2 separate regions of the Homo sapiens genome follow, and region 2 is linked to region 1. Evidence: read pairs that join two places in POLR2A ChIA-PET (ENCODE). Cell type or tissue: PC-9. All regions are shown on one strand. Links, peaks and the distances in the headings refer to the core of each region. The heading gives the core; the rest is flanking DNA.

The links. Peaks named below come from ENCODE experiments on the same cell type or tissue, not always from the same donor. Only the 100,000 strongest peaks of a DNase experiment are listed, where the experiment ranks them.
Region 2: POLR2A ChIA-PET joins it to region 1 with 7 read pairs; 2 of 35 experiments call an interaction of 5 or more read pairs at or near these places.

What each region holds. Positions count from the first base shown.
Region 1 is chr1:117,941,624-117,952,030 of GRCh38, reverse strand. WDR3 (WD repeat domain 3) reads right to left here. Exons shown (of 27, transcript NM_006784.3): 9 at 10,184-10,281; 10 at 9,487-9,594; 11 at 8,405-8,635; 12 at 5,852-5,945; 13 at 3,525-3,626; 14 at 2,195-2,280; 15 at 1,901-2,036; 16 at 1,141-1,197; 17 at 1-55. Among named protein-coding and RNA genes, the nearest start is that of WDR3, 17 kb to the right of the region's middle. In PC-9, for the core only: no CTCF peak of the experiment used is centred there; no DNase peak of the experiment used is centred there.
Region 2 is chr1:117,607,400-117,617,806 of GRCh38, reverse strand. The region is part of intron 1 of TENT5C (terminal nucleotidyltransferase 5C); the gene reads right to left. Among named protein-coding and RNA genes, the nearest start is that of TENT5C, 6.6 kb to the right of the region's middle. In PC-9, for the core only: no CTCF peak of the experiment used is centred there; DNase peaks (open chromatin) are centred at 3,936 and 4,806; H3K27ac peaks cover 721 bases.

The sequences.
Region 1 (10,407 bases), core at 2,994-7,993:
AACCCCAGATTTTCACATTCCTATCAGCGGAGCCAGTTGCTATGAGTGCTCCATCCTATGAGAAATAAAAGTAAAACACTACCTTGATTTTTGAATTCCGTATATGAATAAAAAGCTAACCAGAATATTTAACCCATTTCTTTCAAACACATTAAAATGAAGCCAAAAAACTGATTTTCATCTCTACTAAAAACACTGAATTCTTTGCTCTTACCTACAGAGGAACTTAAAAAGCTTGTTAAGTAAAAGCACGAACTCTGTGGCTTAAATACTTTCGTACTGTCACAGGGCAGTGCTGTGCCTTGACATAGGGTTATCTATTTACTTCGTTAGATAGGAAAAAGATTTTCTAATCTCTGGCATGGGATTTGGAAAGAAAGTGGGAGAAAGAAACAGAAGAGAAGCTGAGAAAGACTCTACTAGAATGTTTATGTAGCCCACATTCCCTATCAGTATTTCTCTTATCTCTCCTATTTCAATGCGTGGTCCAAATGGTTGTCAACATAAAAAAAAAAAAAAAAAGAAATACATTTAACATTGTAACTTAACTTTGTTAGTGCACTGACCACAGACAGCTATGAGGTCAACTCCTTTCACACAGAATAGACTTTTTTTTTTTTTTTGAGACGGAGTCTCACTCTGCAGAATAGACATTGTTTTTAATATACATTGCCACTCCTAATCAAAACTAGGTATTGGGAAATAAATGATTTTGGTCAAGAGACCAAAAGTCTACATAGTGTAAAATACCGTAACTATCCAAATATAAATCCGAGCTCCTCAGCAGCATTATCCTTCAGAATAAAAAGGAATGCCTTTTTAAAGTCTTTCATATTTTAGTGTACTCTACCAATTATAGTATTTTAAACAATAAAGTACTATTTGGGAGAGCTACAAGAGGGAAAGAGATAATATTTATAAGGATTGATTGAGATGATATTTGCAAAATTATTCTGAAAACATTAAAGTAATATATATAAGATACAATATATATTAATTTGAGACTGTTTTTGGAGAAAGATATATAACAGAATGATGATAAAAACAAATAATCTAAGATGAAGACATCAAGCCAGAATTAAGAAAGTATCTGCTGTAAAAAAGACAACATATTACTGAGACACTATTTAAACTACTTACATGAGAGATGTCCATGCATATAACAGGCAGTTTGTGTCCATACAGTGACAGAAAAAACTAAACATCAAAAAAACATAATTAATGTCTGTCTATAAAATATGGGTATAATTTATTACATGTAGGTCTAAAATATAACTTTAAACACATTTTTAAATTGCTTTATATCTGTATTTTCAAAGACAACCCACAAAAGACAGCTTGGCAGGAGTACCTGTGTCCACTACACAGACCCTCCATGTGCTTGCCAAGAATACTGCAGTATAGTGGAGGCAAGGAAGCCCCCAGAAGCTTACTGCCTCAGTCAGATCTCTGTATCTCCTCACTGAAAAGATTCCAGGGCATTTGTTTCACAAAAAAATTTCCCAGGCCCAACCTGGTCCTATCAACTCTCTGGGTATAGGGCTCAGTAATCTATATTTTTAAAAGCAACCTAGATGATCCTAATATATAGCCAAGTGTGAAATCACTGCCCAGGACACCTAGCAATGCTCTTATAACTACTTAGTATGACAGAATTTTCTGTCCACAAGATTTTTTGAACATATGAAATATAACTTGCTTTAAACAAAATTCATGAACCATAGAATTATTTTAAAATGCTAGCTTCCCTAGCATAGTTACATTGCTTTGATTCACACACACATTTTTAGAAATGTACTATCGCTGGGCACAGTCAAGGCCACTTCTTTATAGCCTCAACCCAAATTCTTAAGGTCAGTCAGTCAGAAAGGGAAAATATCCGCAGGCATAACCACTGTACCTTTAAAGTATCAACGTAGAAAATTTTCACAGTACAGTCCAGCAAAGACACAGCCAATAGCTTTTGATTGGGAGAGTAACTGACACACAGAACATCTTCATCTAGTTGCAAAGTTCGGGTTTGCTTCACAGAAAGTCTAGCACCACAAAAAACATCAAGAAAAAATAAATGAGTATACAAATTCAGACAAATCCTAACTCTTTAGAGCACAACAAATGATATAAGACGTCAAAAGGCCATTCCATAGCTCCCCATTTTCACTCCAAAAAATGGACACAAAAAATGTCTACTCACCTCTTTTGGGTACTATTTTCATCTTTCACTAACTCAAAATCCCAGAATTTGACAGATTTATCTGCACCACCTGTCACAAAGCCACGCTGAAAATCAAATGAAATTTCAATTAAAAACTATTTTAGCATAAAAACTTTGCTATGAAGATACATTTTAAAAGTCTAAGAAAGTATTTTTATTTAACGTCATGGGATAAAAATTAAGAAAAACGTGGTTCTCCCTAGCCCCTTTCACTGATCTTTTGGGTCTGCTGCCACAAACCTTATGTGAAAATTCCTACCATCGACTAACATAGGCAGAAATAATAACTAATGAAAAGTTCTAGTTATACTATTATCTAGCATCAAGAAGAAACAAAAACTCTCAGTAAACCAGTTTGAAAAATATACATAGAATGGATAATCTAGATTTGTTTAAAGTATTCACCTCAGAAGGATATAAATTTAGTCCTGCAATGTCCCTACTTAAAATAGTTTTGAAGCTGTTTTCCGTTATCAAGAAAATTAGTCTCATTACATGGCAGTGTTAGTGTAAAGTACATAGAACACTGGATCTCAAGTGTCTGTCCCTCATAGATTTATAACACAGGAAACAACCTTTCCGTAAATCCCTAGTTTTGTTGAAAAAAAGACCACACAGTTTATGGAAAAGATAGAACACTCTACAAATGCAAGATTTATTACTATTTTAGACTCACAGCTGTTTCGTTTGGACCCCAAGTGGTATTAAACACTCTAAACTTCAGTGATTTTTTCCAAAACTAAGTTCTACTTTCAACGGATGAAAATTGTCTATCATTGAGAATATTTAAATAAATGGGCCAAAATTTCTTAAGGTGTTGTCAAAAAAAAAAATCTCAAGATTTTCTAAGCAACAGCACCATTATTAGAATAAGCATACTTTTGCCAGGAACTGCTCTGAAGGTGAGCACATATTTATTGACTTGTAAGGGCTGACATACTTGCTAAAACTACTTAGCTTATACAGTCATAGATGTTTGTTTGAGGAAAAAAGGGGAGCAGCAAAGTCTATTCAGTTCTCTGCATCATGTTGCCCAAGAGAATATTCCCCCTTAAGAAGTATTACAAAACATTGGCAAAAAAATCATGATGGTAAGCAATTTGATGTCACGCTGCTGATAAGCAAAAGTAGCCAAACAAGATTTCATTTCATAATGACAGGTGGTCATTTATAAGAAGGCATCATATACAAACACTAAAGATTAGACCAAAAAAAAAAAAAAACCTCAGGCTTTCTTTAAAGAAACCCTGAGAGAAATCAGGGTAGCCACAGGGCTGAACTCCAGGGCTTTAAAATCTGGTTTAGTTACCTGATCTGGAGAGAGGGACATGGACCACAAAGCTCCATCATGTGCATCTATTGTCTCCAGCAGATTCCCTGAAGCCAAGTCATAAAGCTGCAGCTTCCCTGTCTGGGAAGACACAAAATGAGCACAGCTCCAATGAACATACGTACAACCTCCATGATTCATGACTGCACAATTTAGAAAAGACTTCATAACCAAGCTGCAAAAATGTGATCCATTGCTTAGGAAATGGATCCCACATTCCATGTTCTGTATTTCCTACCTGATTAAATACTATTAAATCCCCTACTGATGTGCTGGGTTAACCTTGGCAGGGCTACCATAGTGTAGAAGTATGGAATAATACCACCATGCAGTACTGGATGCATTACTTTCATTGGTTACACAACTTCACAAGGAAAATATCATGACCATAGGCAAATCAGAATAAACAAAATAGCAAATGCAAACCTAAAAGCCTTTAAAGTTTAGCCAATCCTTTAAGCGGATGATCCTCTATAGTTATTGGCTTAAGCAACCACCTCTTTTCCATCTGCTTTTGGTTTCCTCCTCTGCAATACATTGACAATAAGAAATGGGATCTACCTACAGCACTAAGGAAGGCAGTGAATTTAAAAAAAAATCATAATGGCATAGAAAGCAATCACTCTAAAATTCCTATTTAGAGGTCTGTATATGCCATAGTCATGGTGTCAGCATGTAACACACACAGAGGCAAAGCCTGTTTTACGATGAGCTTCTGCACAAGGTGGTACAGACAGCATAAGCTAAAAGACTTGAGTACCAGGTCTGCTTTGTGCCCATTGGTAAATTCATCCCCATGAACCTAGTTTTTCATCTGTAAAATGAAATTTATATCACCAATGTTTCAAAGATGTTGTCAGGATTAAATGAGATAATGTACATTAATTGCCTAGCACAGCCAGTAAGCCGACAATTGCATTTTAGCCACATGGGTAGTCTTAAGCAATTAAAAAACTACTTTCCCGACGGCAAATCAGAGATGGACATTTGTTGAAAGAGTGAAAAAGGAAGGAAAGTTTTGAGATGTGAATACTGTTTCCTGGCATTGTTCCTAAAATCTCTCCAGCCTACATTTTTTTGTTGAAGCAAGAAATATCCATTGTGATCCATACATTTTGTAATAAAACTCATGTACATATGGCTTTGTTTTATGGGAATAATAATGACAAATACTTGCAAAGCACTTTTCAAAACACTCCATAGACCTTGTTCCATTTTATTCTCACTACTGGTACAATCACTACTGCTATGTCTGCTACCAGCTCTATTATCGATTAGCTATTCGCTGCAGGCTAGTTTCTCTGCTAAGAGTTTTGTATACTTCATCTCTGTGAAATGGGTCAGTAACGTCATTTTCCACGAGAACACCAAGGCTAACAGGGTTAAGGTCACATAGCTAGTAAGTGCCAGAGGCTGGTACCAGTCCATCTGGTACGAAAGCTGCTGTCAAAAAGCAAGTGTCGTCATCCCATAATATAAAGGAACACACTATGAGCAGTTATGTGACTTGCTCCAAATTACTCATTTTTTTTTTTTTTTTTTTTTGAGATGGAGTCTTGCTCTGTCACCCAGGCTGGAGTGCAGTGGTACTATCTCGGCTCACTGCAAGCTCCACCTCCCGGGTTCACGCCATTCTCCTGCCTCAGCCTCCCGAGTAGCTGGGACTACAGGCGCCCGCCACCACACCCACCTAATTTTTTGTATTTTTAGTAGAGACAGGGTTTCACCGTGTTAGCCAGGATGGTCTCGATCTCCTGACCTTGTGATCCGCCTGCCTCGGCCTCCCAAAGTGCTGGGATTACAGGTGTGAGCCACTGCGCCCGGCCCAAATTACCTATTTCTAAAGGGCAGAAACTAAATCCAAATCCATATCTGCTTATTTCCACATGGTTGTCTCCCAATCTGACTAGCACCTAGGAATAAGGACTTGATCAGTTTGTCTTTACTGAATGCTTCTGTCTGCCAAGCATGATATTAGGTACTTAATATATTTAATTATTACCCTTAATATATTTTATCATTAATTAAAACACAATTACATATGCGCCCATAAAAAGACACATGAAAGGATGATCACCAAAATGTTAATGGTAGTTATCTCAGGGTCATGATTTTAATTTTCTTCTTCATAATTTTTAAAAAATAAAGTAAAACTTCAGTAAACAAAATATGTAATAAACTAACATCCTCCCAGATTACTTAGCTCCAGTCCATTTCCAATATGCTAAAAAGAAGAACCAGATTTCTTAACTTTATGAATTTTGAGTAGAAAAGATCCAGATATCCCAGAAAAAGTCTCCATTTACCTTTGTTCCTATGACTACCTGTCTATCACCAGGTACAAAGAATGAGCAAAGTGCATATTCACAGGTCATTGTGCGAATACACTGCAGTGTAGACCTATGAGAAAGAAAAAATAAAGAACTCATGTTAAGAGAATCTGCATCCCCATTTTAGAGGTCAGTGTGTAGGTTTCAATGCACTTAGACAGATCAACATAAAAGAAGATAAAAGTCTTAAAAACCCTTGACTCACACACAATTATAGTCATGGGAGAAAATACTAAAAAGCACCAAACTTTGTTTACTTTATAAGGCCTCCAAATCCTAAGGAACAGAAATCACACAAAAGCAGAGTAGAAAAGTGTCTGCTGGGCTCCACGGAGCCCAATCTGCCATTACCAAGAAGTGAGTGAGTCTGAAGGATTACAAGTCAAATTAGTACATCATTACATATCCCTACATTTTTTATAGGACCACAAACATTAATTAATTAATCAAATATATATCAAATGTCCACTTAACAAACATTTACTGAATGCCCACTACATTACCAGGTACTGTTCTAGGTGCTGGAGATACAACAGTGGATGAAACAGCAGAGGTTCCTAATCTCATAAAGGTTAACATTCTTTGGGAATAATAAATATCTAAATATTTGGTATATCAGGTGTTAGGTGCTATAGAGCAACATAATGCTGGGAGAAGAGGATGAAGAGTGCAAGGAGTAGGGTAAGAATGATAGGACTGTCATCTGATAAGACACAGAAAAAGCTTATGGATAAATGGGGAAGATGGATTCAGGCAGAAAGAACAGGGAGCACAACAGCCATAAGAAAGGCACATTCTTGTTCTGTTGAAGGAATAGCAAGAAGACCAGTGTGGCTCTAGTGGAGCAGAAAAGGAGAGTAGTAAGAGATAAGGTGTGTAAGGTAGGTAGAGTGAGATGGAACTACTGGAAGTGATCTAACTTCCACTATAAAAAGATTACACTGGCTACTGTGTTGAGAACAGACTATAGAGGGGCAAGCAAGAAAGCAGGGACACCAGTCAGGGGGCTTTACAATAACCCAGATGAGAGATGACAGTGGTTTGAATGGGGTAGTGGCAGTGCAGGTGGTAAGATGAGGCTGGATTTGGGATCACTTTTGAAGGTAGAGCTGATAGGATTTGCTAATAGATTGGATGAATATGGGATACGAAAATCAACAATGGGCTGGGTGCGGTGGCTCATGCCTGTAATCCCAGCACTTTGGGAGACCGAGATGGGTGGATCACTTGAGGTCAGGAGTTTGAGGCCAACATGGTAAAACTCTGTCTCTACTAAAAATACAAAAATTAGCCAGGCGTGGTGGCACACGCCTGTAATCCCAGCTACTCGGGAGGCTGACACAGGAAAACCACTTGAACCCAGGAGGTGGAGGTTGCAGTGAGGCGAGATCACATCAATGCACTCCAGCCTGGGCGACAGAGCGAGCCTCTGTCTCAAAATAAATAAATAAATAAAAGAAAATCAAGAATGGCTACAAGGTTTAGACTACAACTGGTAGCAAGTAATCATTTATTAAGATAGGGAAGTCTGAAGGAATAGCAGGTGGGAAGATTTTTGGAGACATGAACAACGTAAGTTTGGTTTGGGACACATAAAAGTTTGAAATGCTTAATTAGACATCCAAGTGGTGACACAAAGTATTTGTATATATGAATTTGATGTTTAGGGAGGAGGTTAAAGCTGGATATAAATTTATGTGTCATCATACAGAGAAAGCTACATGACAGATTACATAAAGTGAGTTTAGATACACAAAAGGTCCAAAGACTCTGCCCTAAAGCACTCTAACACTTAGACGTCATAAAGATAAGAAAGATGGAGCGAGGACTGAGAATAAACAGACAGCAAGGGAAGGGGAAATAATGAAAGTCAAAGAGTGTGTCAAAGACAGAAAGTCATCAATTCAAGGACAAAGCATAAAATAAAGCTTTTAGCTCAATGGATTTGGAAACAAGATCACTGATGACAATGACTGTTTTGGTGAAACAGTGGGGACAAAAGCTTGATGGGAGACAGATGAAGACAGAATGGAGAAAACAAATCAGAGAATGGGGTAGTAACTGGAGAGCAATGCAGGGGTGAGAGAGGGTTATTATTTCCTTTAAGGTGGGAGATATGATCATTAGCTTCAAGGTTTTGGAGGTATTTGATTTGACAACAGAAGCAAGGTATAAAACAGTCATCTGGGAAAGTAAAAGAAGGGTGAGAAATTAGGGTACAATTACTGGGCAGCAATAACAGCCTGCTTTTTATTAAGTTTAAAGAGTAGGTAGTATGGTTGTGTGTTTTTCTCTAGCCAAGTACAGTTACAAGCTCTAAACATGGAATAAGCTTGCCTTTTTTTTTTTTTGCACCACATTTTAAAAGGCAACTTTTTCTTCTCTAAGCTCCACAGGCTAATGGCCCAAATGCACTAAAGATAATTGTATTTAGGGCCTTAAGGAGTTAATAACTAACCCTTAAGAGTACCAAAAAAAATTAAAAGAAATACTACTAACTACAGCTATATAAAACATCATTTCACGAACCTGTTCCATATTTTAATGGAATCAGCTGCAGCTGAAAGAACAGCAATATTGTCTGAGCTGAATGACAAAGTCCGCACATCACTGCGATGACCCCCAATAGTGATTCTGCTTGTCCTGACAGGCTGAGGAGTAGGCAAGGATGGATTCAGTGAATACAATTCCACCAGGTTGTTCTGCAGCAGGAAGACAGCCTTTAACTCTCCGTGAGGTGAATGAATCAAGTCAAAGGACCTGTACAAGAAAATAATCATAAATGTTCTAGCTACCATCTTAGCTCACAAGGTTTACTTTTTCCAGGAAAAGGCTTTACAATGTCCTCTATCTATATAAAGTTTGAATAACTATAAACAATTTTTCAAGTAAGAGTGCCCTGAGGCTGGGTGCAGTGGCTCACGCCTGTAATCCCAGCATGTTGGGAGGCCGAGGCGGGTGGATCACTTGAGGTCAGGAGTTTGAGACCAGCCTGGCCAACATGGCGAAACACCATCTCCATTAAAAATACAAAAATTAGCTGAGTGTGGTGGCACAAGTCTGTAATCCCAGTTACTGCGGAGGGTGAGGCAGGAGAATCGCTTGAACCTGAGAGATGGAGGTTGCACTGAGCCGAGATCATGCCACTGCACTCCAGCCTGGGCAACAGAGCAAGACTCCATCTCAAAAAAAATTAAAAGAGTGCTCCGAGTATTGAGTAGTAGCTGAGTAGGCTTTTAAGTAAAAAAAAAAAAAAAAAAAAAAAACTAGGCTCAGATCCTGGTTCTGATACATACTTTGGTTCTGTGTATGTATTCTTTATAAGTGACCTTATATCCTTTCTGAACGTGGGACACACTTTTCTTTTTCTTAAATTAGCTGCAGGAAAAGACAGTAAATGACTAGCTAAAAAGGGTACTATAATAATCCAAATACAAGACAAAAAGTGGGCCCATGATTAGGACAACAGGAGCAGAGTGTGACACAGATGTCTCATGACCACCGTCTCCACATATATAATTCATACAGACAGCTTACAAATAGCATGAAAAAGCCAATAATACTTGGTAGCTTACTATTTCTATAACTTCAGATAATTTATTTTTACTCACTTGATTTTGGCAGAAGTTTTTATATTAGTCACCCGCTGGATTTCATCTTGCAGACTCATTTCAACATTAACCTCAGGATCTTCCTCCTCTCCTTTGCTAGAATGTAATCTAGAGGGAAGAAGAAAAGTATATCATGCTCTTATTTTTCTAGAAGCAGCTTTGCTCTTACTTGAGTTCAAAATCTGGCCCCTTGACCAACAAACTGTGTTATTCTGGAAAAGTCACTTAACCACACAGGATTACCATGATAATTAAACAATGTAGTATAAGTGGAAATGCTTTGTACACTACAATGTCATAAAGTATTATTTCACTTAATAGGTACCCTTAAGAAATGGATTCTGAATGCAATAGCCCATAAAATTTCTTGTAACAAGGTCCTTGTAATTCCAACTATTCCACTGAAATGTCTCCGGTTATTTTTCTAATTTCAGGACTTTTTAGAAAACTCATTAACCTGCACTTAACAATCCAACCATGTTAAATAAACCAGAATAGGTATCAAAAGATTTGCCAAATCAGATGATTTTCTGTCTCTCTGAGACTTGACAAATTTGGGTTATCGATACCTCACAAGTTCTTTAACTTTTAATGGTAATTGATAAGACAGTAAATATGAAAGAAGCCAGTTTTTTTTCAGTAACATGGGGCCTACCCAGGATACTTCATTATTAATGTAAGTATTAAGAAAACATACTTTGCTTTCTTTCTAGCTTTCTTCATCTTCTTATCCATTTTCTTCTGAATTTCCTTTTTGGAAAGGATACAAAACAATTCTAGCACAGAGTCAGTTCCCTAGAAAGGCAAAAGGTTAATGTGAGTCAAGGAGAGGTAATTTGTAATTTACCTAATTCTCAATTAAAAGTAAACAACAATATTTATTTTTCTTCCCTTAGTAGTTGTATTACCTTGGACAACTTA
Region 2 (10,407 bases), core at 2,381-7,380, 330 kb after region 1:
CATCAGTGCTTAGTCCAACAGTTTTTAGTTTTAATTAACCACGTTAAATCAACACTGATATAATCCCCATATAAAAGAATCACGTGGAACACACATTCCCAATTCATGAAAGGCCCTGGTTAAAGGCAAATTCTAGTTAGCAGAATTAACAAAATAGAGAACAAATTAATTTGAAGCCTAGTAAATTCAAATTAAAGTGTTTCATTTCCCTTTTACTGTTTGAGAAACAGATTCATTATATTTATACAGTAGAAATGGGGAAAGGTGGAAACCATAATTTGTTCCTGCAGATTTGAGAATTCAGGGTTTGTTTTTGACAATTCAAGATGACCAACTATCTCAGGTACTTTCGTACTCCCTTTTCTTCTATTATCTGACTGCAGTAAAGGTAGAATACACACACTGAAGGGAAAAAAAAAAAAAGAGGTTTGCAGAGATAGCAGCAAAAGAAAGGAAAAAACAAACTAGGCCAGAAGGTTAAACCAAGGTCCCTGAGAAAAAGTTTGATGTCTGATCTAATCATTTCCCACTGCCCAGGACAGAGCTGCTCAACGCAGATTGGTCTGAAAACCTATGTTTGAGCACTGAAAAGAAAAAAAAAAAAGCTATTTCTAGTCCTGCTTCATAGCTTATCTAGATCTCTGGACTAGCCAGTGAACTCCAGAAACACGATGAAAGTGTGAGGAACCCAAGGTGGGCGAGCGGGAGAGGCAGGTGCATGAGCTGGAGGGGAGGTAACTGTGAGCATTTATAACATTTGCACACAGTCAATTCGGTCAAAGCAACATTAATTCTTATTTTGTGCCTGGCATTAGACACAGAAACCGTCCACAAGGTTCTTAGTATGTGTGGAGACATACATCTATCAAGTTAAGGACTGCATATATCTAAGTCTAGGTCTGTGACCTTTAACATGAAAGCTATGGAAGTGATTGTCTAGAAAATTTCAGGAAAATGCTGAGGCTTGAACTGAGGCTCTCAGCTATTGAGGGCTTTCAGCAGTCCAGAGGCAACTAAGTGTTACCTTCTTCTGACCCTCCTGAGGGTTTATGAATACAAAAGAAAATCAAACACATTTCAGCCTTCCTTTGGGGACAAATTCTCTTTCACTATTTCTGGATGTTACCTCAAATGTGTGGTTCTTCCCAGTAAAACTTTCTAACCCAAGGTAAGAGCTGGAATCTTGGGCAATGCGCCAAGCCTGGTGACAGACTCCAAGAGAAGTGTGTACCTGGAACAAAGACACCTGTGGGCCCTGGCTCCTGGCCAACAGGGGACCCGTGCACCTGTGGCTCTTCCCACACATCTTCCACACAAACTCCTCCCCCGTGTACAAGAGGACACTTTAGACAAAAAGAGACCATTCCATTACATATGAAAACCTAGAGAACATAAGCAGAAATAAAAGTGGTGGCAATACACTTCATACTATCCTATCCCACTTCTTCCCTTAACAAGAGTGAATGACAACCACGACTCCAAGTCCATCTCTTCTTTGCTTGTGAAATGAAGGGTGTAGAGGTGTGTGTCAAAGCAAATGAAATAGTACTTAGTATGAGCCACTTCACTTCAATTCCCATCTAATCCTCATAGGAACTCTAAGGAATCTACAACTATCCCTTTTTCACAAATTAAGTAATAAGGTTCAGAAAAGATTAAGCGAATTGACCCCAGGTCCTCAACTGCGAGACTAGTGTCTGGGAACTGCTGACTCCCTTCCACCAAGCTCAAGGTCTGCCATGGTGGATGGGAGGTGGACACGGAGTGACAAGCACATGTCACAACCCACATGTGCACTGGGATCACCAGTTCTCATAGCCATTAAAGTGATCTTTTCTAAAACAGACGTTATTGGTCCTAACAAAAAAGGACACAGCAACCTTCTGTTCACTATGTAACCGTGAGACCTAGTCTTTCCATTGCCCCGTCCCCACCATACACACCAAAGATAGCAAAAAGCTGGAATCAGCCTTTACTCTCTGCTTTTGTGCAGATTCCAGTTAAGCAAAAGATGCCAGGTGGCTTAGAGGTGCCCCCTGCCACAGAGACACCAAGGAAGACAATATATTGCCATAGTGTGTGGGAAATCCCACTTATCAGCGGGGGAGCACATTGTTTCATAACATAAACGTCTGCTTCTGCCCACATCCTTTTCTCTGGCAGGTGCTAATACATGCAGAGCCCTCCAAGGGCTCTTCACATGGCGGCAGCCACAGCCATGGCCAGGGGACACCACATGTGACTAGATGTTTAGCCAGGTACCCTAATGAGCCACCAACTCTTTTACAACATCACAAATAGGCAGTAAAACAGTGCTTTCAGGGCTCTACCTGGATCAATCATTTGATTTCTATAACAACCCATAAAAGAGATACCATTCCTCCTACTCCCCCACTTACAGATGGGAAAACTGGAGAACAAAGAGGATGTGCAAATTGTAAACTGTCCAAGGATGCACTGCTGGTGAGTAGCAGAAATGGAATTTAAGAGTCTTCCTAAAAGGTGGATAGCTTTGGTGGGGCAGGGAGCTTGAAGAAGAGCTGGTTGTGCTTAGATGGTCAGAGGAAGGAGATGACAGTAAGTAGAAAGAAAAGGAAGGAAGGTATAAAGATTTTTAAAAAATAAGATGGTAGGAAAGAAGTTTGGCTAGACCGCTAAGGCCACCTGAGTGAGGTAAGGCCAGATGGCAAATTCTGAAAGCAAGGGAGAAGCATTTAGAACTGAAGTATCTAACAACTGTCAGCATAGAAACTGCAGGCTGGAGCCACCAGAACTGAATGTGATTAAGTGTAGAAATGCTAATCGTTATGCTACTGTTTGTTTTAAAGGAACAATGGCTGGGAGATGAAGGCCTAGGATCCTAACTTCCCAGGGAGCTCCAAGATGCTTGCTACGTTGCAGAACAGTGGTGATTTTAGAGAAACCAAGTCCAGAAGAGAGAGAGAACCCAAGAGTGGAAGGTGCTGCACAGTCGCCTTGCTGAACTAGTAATAAGAGGAAAAATTAATGGCACAGGAGGGAGATTATCAGGAATGGGCTGATCCTGATCCAGAAAACTAAGGCATGCTGCTTTGCTCATGGAATAAAGGAACAATTACTGAGACTCCTCTGATGGCTGGGAGATCAGAGTGTTGATAGGCTGATGAAGCAACAGAACAGGACACTAGCTACAGTCGAGACGGCAACCTTCTCAGATCAAAGAAGCCAATAACCCAACTGGAGCTACAGAGAAATGGCTGATAAATTTGCAGGCAGTGACCAGGACTTAAAGGGCCAGCCCAGGAAGGAGAGCTGGAACAAAACTGAAAGCAGAAAGTCTGGAACGTACACAGGACCTCATGAATGCTGAACCTGAGACTGGACACCGTCACTTCCCCCACCTGCATGTAGTTTGACCCTTGAGATTCTTTCACCCATAAGAAAAGAGCCAGGCGCTTCGAATGACCATGGACCTTGGTCATTTTGCTTGGCATGTGCAGCAGCAGATAACCGGGCAGAAACGAGAAAAACCAGGGTCAACATGGATATGGCCTTCTGAAAAAAATCCTCCTCTCTTACTCCTTGAATTCCTTGGGGGATGAAGGCCAGAAGTTATCTAGGAAGGGTTTGGAGGCAGTCTAAGGAAGGCTTTTGTCTGCCAGCTCCTCCCTAGGGCCAGACCCCCCACATAGGGAGGGGGCCACATTCTGGAGACTCCTCCACAGCCCCAAACACATGAAAGTTACAGATAACAGACACTCGAGTGTTTCATGTACATGGAATAGCAGCTTAGATTATGAATGGCCTGAAGCAATAAAAACAGATAAAATAATGCTTTACTTTTTAAAAGGCCAATAAAATATATCCTATGCTCACTATTTTTCCAAGATGTTATTTTTACAGTTGCCCACTTAAATGCCCGCAACACATTCTACCTGAGTTCAAAGAAGTAACTGCCCCAGGCCACAAAGCTGTGCCCAGAGAAAACATTTCTAAGTCAGTGACGCAACAAACCCCACAGTTGGTCTTTTCTCACTCTCAGCTCCATTGCATTCAGCCAGCGTCTCATTCTATTTTCTTAAGGTTATTATCATCCTCCAGCCATTTACCAATGATGTTTACTAGAGTCAAAAAATGTGGTTAGATTCCCACATGAGCTGTGGAAAGCAGCCCTGGACTGAAACCCAGGCAGGCCACAGAACCAGGCTGTGATCTCCGCTGTTTAAGGGGCCTCCATGAATTCTCACTTCCCACTAAGAAGTGAGAAGCCAACACACAGTCTGAATGGTTATCACTGGGCTCCATCCATAGACACCCACCAACGACAACTCCAAACAGAAAGCTCTTTCCCACCTTTGAAAATAGGATGCTTGGGCAAGTGTGGGTGGAGAGATAACGCTGGAAGAACTAATGCTGTGGCCGCAAAACAGCAAACAGAATCAAAACACTGGCCTAGATATTACAGCAGGGATGCCACACAAGTTCAAGTGTTGAAAGGTATACTCTGACGTGGTTGCAAATGGAAATATTAACAAGGTCAGGACACAGACATCTTCAGATGGAAGCAGGGCATAAAAGCCTTGATTTTTTTCCAAGGTGTCAGCATTAAGTGCTACACACACAACTTGAAATGGAAATAATCCTTGTTGCTACTTGGTAACCACCTTCCCACCATCAACTGCTTCTTTCTAGATCAGAGGTGTTACTGGTCTGAATTCATTTAAAGAGCTCCCCAAAGAGAGCCTGCCTTTCTGTTTTAGAGATTGCCCAGACTGAGAAAAATGAGATGATTCCTAAGGAGGAGACTGCTTACTGTAAGAATGACTCAGCTTACACGTAATCCACAGGGTTTAAGAGCTGACAGCCTCCGGGTTTCATCAAAGGCTGCTTCCACAGGCTACTTTACCATCTAACTCTCCAGCCTACAGCTTTAAACAGTTGTCCAAAAGGAAGACCTCAGTCAGCTAAAAGTCCTGTCTAATCACTAGCAGCTTCCCTGCCCAGGCCTTATCAGGAAAGGGACAAGCAACTCTTAGTTCCTCAAATGCCACCCTTATCATACGTTAGACCATAAACACACCCCATTCACAAGTGTCTAAGTGTGAGCTGACCTCCATTTCAGAGCAGATGCTAATTACGTGCATAGTTCCATCCAGGTTTTTGTTTTGCATGGATCCTTCCCTTAGGAGTTGGCATTCAAGTTGCAGGTTCCGGGCCTCCAGGTACTGCGCATAGCAGCAGCTCATGTTTAGCGTTCATCAAGTAATTAATGTGCTGTCACCAGACAGCTCAAACACTTTGACTTGACTTGAATGTTACTTCCTCTTGCAATTTCACTCAAATTTTAATTGTTGATAAAACTTAATTGTTGATAAACTGAGTCCTGGTCCCCTGCCAGTCTCAGAAGATTTTATCAGCAGTTCCTTGAAATTCTATTGCCTTATGATTATTCTCTAAGAAACTATAAAAAAAAAAAAAAAGAATGAGCACCGGGCTAGGAATCCAACACCATGTGTTTTAGTGTCAAGTCTGACGCACAGTGTGAATGACTGTCAGTAAGTTGGCCATAACTGACTTTCCTTTCACTCTTTCAAAAATGTGCATGCCTACTATGTTTCAAGCACTGCTCCAGGAGCTTGTGATGCACTGGGAAGAAAGAGACAAAGATCCCTGGCCCTGTGGAGCTGATATCCTGCTTCCTACTCTCCTTCCATAACTTTGGGTTGTTAAATCTTGCCTCCCACACATGCAGAATCAGAACTTGAGAGTGAAACATTTTTGCTGATGGTCTAGACTTGTGCTGCCCAATACAGTAGGTACCGCTGTAAATGCTAAAACACATACTGGATATCAAGGTCTCAGTATGATAAAAGGAATGTAAACTATCTCATTTAGATTTTTTATATTGATTACATACTGAAATGATGAAATTTGATATGGTAGATTAAATACACTTATTAAAATGAATTTCACTTTTTTTTGATACAGGGTCTCACCCTATTGCCAAGGCTGCAGTGCCGTGGTTCGATGGCAGCTCACTGCAGCCTTGACTTCCTGGGCTCAAGCAATTCTCCTGCCTCAGCCTCCTGAGTAGCTGGTACCACAGGCACGTGCCACCACACCCAGCTAATTTTTTAAAAAATTGTTTTTATATAGATGGGGTCTTGCTGTGTCATACAGGCTGGTCTGGAACTCCTGGACTCAAGGGATCCTCCTGCCTCAGCCTCCCAAAGTCCTGAGGTTACAGCTGTGAGTCACTGCCCCTGGCCAAATTTCACCTACTTCTACTCTTTAATGGGACTACTAGGAAGTTAATCGTGTCTCTCATATTTTTACTGGAAAGCACTGATCTAATTTATTGTCCTTATTATAATGAAGAAGCTGAAGGCTGAAGAGGTAAAGGCTCTGCCAGGACCAGAGCCCAGGTCTCCCCACAGCTAAAGTCAGCCTCAGAAGCAGAGGAGGTAAAAAGATGACAAACAGCCTGGGCACAGGAGATAGCAGCGGTGCTAGCTCTAGCTGAGCAGCTGTGAGCAAGCCTCTAGACACATATCAGGCACTTGATGAGTGTACGCGTCATCTCTGCTTCTGGATCAGTCCTCTTTCTGCTACTGCTGTGCTGCAGTTATTCCACAGGAATGACGATTGAAACTGCCCAAGTCCATATAGCACTGGCTAGCTGTGGAGATCCTAATGCCCATCTCTAACTACGACGAGCAGAGGGCAACGATGGACAGAGTGTGTTTGGGGATCAGGGGCAAGCAGCCAGGAAAGGTGGAGGGTTACCTCTTCTATCTTCATAAGGGCTAAACAAGTTGAGAGATGCTTACGGCAACGGAAGAGGGTGTGGGCAGTTGCAGTTTCATGGATAATTTTCTTCTCAAAATGTTTTTATAGGAGGCTAAGTATGGTAACAGTATGGGACTTTGTGCTTATTCAATCAAAGATAAAAATTTAAGAACTAGAAAAGAAGGTAGAAGGAAGAACTGTAAGAAAGTATTGGCCGGGCATGGTGGCTCACACCTGTAATCCCAGCATTTTGAGAGGCTGAGGCAGGCAGATCACGAGGTCAAGAGACCAAGACCATCATGGCCAACATGGTGAAACCCCATCTCTACTAAAAATACAAAAAATTAGCTGGGTGTGGTGGTGTGCACCTGTAGTCCCAGCTATTCAGGAGGCTGAGGTAGGAGGATCGCTTGAACCCACGAGGTGGAGGTTGCAGTGAGCAGAGATCGTGCTACTGCACTCCAGCCTGGCGACAGAGTAAGACTCCGTCTCAAAAGAACAAACAACAACAAAGTATTAATGAATCGAGGTGTGAAAAGAGCGGGTCCCCAGATGGAATAATGTCAGTCAGAAGCCTGTGGGAAGGGCCTGAAGCTGGATTCAAAGTTTGGTGAGAAAGGAGTATCATTCCTTTGTGCAGATATGAGTATCTGTTCTGTGAGGCAAAGAAGGGCAGTTAGGGAGACTCTGCCATGGGGGGTGGAGGGTGGGTCAAGAGTAAAGAGTCAGAAAGGCACGGTCTTGAAGAGGAGGTTCAGCTTCCAGAGGTGCAGGCAGTCCCTGTGCGCTTGGATGGAGTTCCAAATGCACAGACTGTAGAACTAGCCAGAGGCAGGGGAGGCGGACTCACTTACTGCCCTCATCAAGTTCCTGTCTACGGGCCCCTAAACCAGGTCAGTGATGACAGTGGGAAACAATAAAAAAGAGAAAGAATCAGCAGAACTAGCAACTGAGTGAACAGAGAGAGAGAAAAGGCTGAGTGAGCCATGTGAGGCTGGTGTCAGGGAGGGTGGGAAGGATGGCAAGTGCTTAAGGGAGTGGGTCTGGAGCTCAGCTTGAGGAGTTTCAGCTGTTGGTCAATTAGCTAGTCACTGCCCCTCAGCTCCAAACCTATACCCCTGTGGCCTCTACTTAAAAGAGGACTCAGCCATTGGCCTGCCTGCCTCGGTCCACCAAGAGAACTCCCACTTCAAGTACGCCTCCCTCTTTGCAAGCCGCCAACCGAACATGTATCCAAATGACAGAACACCTTCTGTGTGCCAGGCCAGCTCTATAAGCAGGCACTGGGGAGTCAGCAGTGAGCACAGATTCCGCTTTCCGGCGCTCATATGCCAGTGGCTGAGACTAATGAGAGAAATCGGAGTGCCTCGACTGCATGATAAAGCCAGCCCAGCTCCTCTCGCATCCAGAGCTCTTCCAAAGGCATTTCCAAACACCACTGCCTTGGCGTCCTCAGCACCTGGCACTAGCTACTGCCTAGGAAGCACTTAACTACTTACTGACTCAATCACGGTTCTCCAAGAAATAAACAACACTCCATGCAGTTTTGTGACCAAGACTCCAAGACTTTAGTCTCAAGCTCCGACACTAAAAAACATCCTACAGGGAGAGAGTTGCTTAACATCAGCAATTATTTTTTCATATTTTTTTTCTGTTGTTCCAAGAAGTTTTCAAACAGTTCTAGAACAGACTGTGGGGGCCAGCTGTACAAAATCTATTAATTCTGAACAATTCTTAAGGCTTCCTTACCTAGTTGAACTATATAAAGATGCTTCCTCTAAACTATTTGAATTCCAAATGCAAGCCTCTTTATGCGGCCTGCAATGAAAGCGTAAAAACGTTTTGAGAGATCTTATGGCCTGAAAACATCACAAGAAATCAGCAGTACTAATGTACCCAAGCAGCTTTAAACACATGAACATTTCTTTAAACACAGAGGTGTCTGCTTCATTGTAATACAATTTATGCCATTTTAATGTACTATAGTCAAAACACCAAGATGGCAGGAAGCATTTTCCTACAGTGCCTTGTTTACCTCAATGACAACACAAAAAGCAACAGACCTTATCTAACCCAAGTAATGTTTTATTCCAAGTAACCTCACATTCCACATTACTCCTTAACTCCTAAACACACACACATGCACACAAAATAGCAGATACACCCAGAGACAGGTGTGAAACCAAGAAACCCCAAAACATAAGTTTAGCTTAACTCATGAAACTAGTTTTGGGCTTCCACGACTTCTCTCAGTAATGCAAAAAAAAAAAAAAAAGGTTCAACTCATCCACTGAGAGCCTTTGGGTTTCCATTTCTTTAGTAGGTAACTCCATGAACACAACATTGATCAGAGACAAAAGATGAAGACAAGGTCCTATGTACTTGAGCAGTAAAAACAACAAAAAAAGTTTTTTAAATGAAGTTTTTAAATTTTCTATCAAATGTGTCTGGTTAATGGTACTGTGAAAACAAGAGCACTACAGCCCACTTTTAAGTTATTTTTACTGCTGCACTGTTCCTTGGACTTTCAGAAATATGAGGAATTCTGTTCTCTGACCGGCAGCGCAAGATGTGCATGATCTGCCCTGGCCTTGAACACGGGGGAATGTGGGCTGAATGTGTGCACTATGGGGAGATACAGCTGAGGGGGGACGGGCCTCTGGAACTCGGGAGATTTCAGTGGCTACTTGTGCTCACGGTACAAGAGAAGAAACCAGGTAGAGATAGCCACAGGTGCACAACTAAGTCATGCTCACTCTGACAAGCAGGCTAAGAGCCAAATCCTTTCCTTCAGAATTACATGAATTTAATCCCTGGATACAAGGTAGGTATTGTGGAAAAAACAGCGTAAGAAATATGGCTGTTAATTCTATGTGCTCACTGAAGCTGCTTATGAAATTAGGGATCTTTGTTTTGGTAACAATTTAGAGGCCTCCTGGCAGAGTTTTTTTTTTTTTTTAAACTTTGTTATGGGAGCCCCCTACCCCCGCATAGCTACCTGAACAATTATATACAATATACCAAAATCTTCCTAAAAACTCTTTATTGAGAATATATGTACTCTAAAGCTATGGGTATACCTTAAGAGAAAAAGTTCATTATCTGAAATAAACTAAGCTTGACTCCAGAGATCATTTTCCATCTTCACAAACAAGAATGTCAAAGGACAGAACCCCTGCAGCCCAGCTCAGAGGTTTCCCTAAAAGCCCAGAGAAAAGTCAGCATTCTTTACTCCCCATCCCCCTCCCCCTTTTCCACTGCAGGGCCTAACGTGGCTGGTCTCACACCCTCAATAATACCCTTGGGGATTTAAGACAGTAAAATTCTGGGTAAGCTCTCCTACCACTCTTGCGGCTGCCCAACTTACTTCCTGGGCTCATTTCCTTGCCAATTTACTCACGTTGAAAGGTTGCTGTCGCCAACAACGGTCACCCTCTTTCCTGCACGCAGAGGGCAGCTGAGCCAGCCAGAAGTGTACTTTGGGAGGATCTAATCACCCTAACTTTATTTCCTGGGCTGGTTCAGTCTCCTAACCCACCTACAAAGTAACCTGAAGACCAAGTTGTCACAATACAAATAATTATGCACATAGTATTTATAAAAGCTTTCTTACTATAAGTGCATTTTAAGCACTTCATT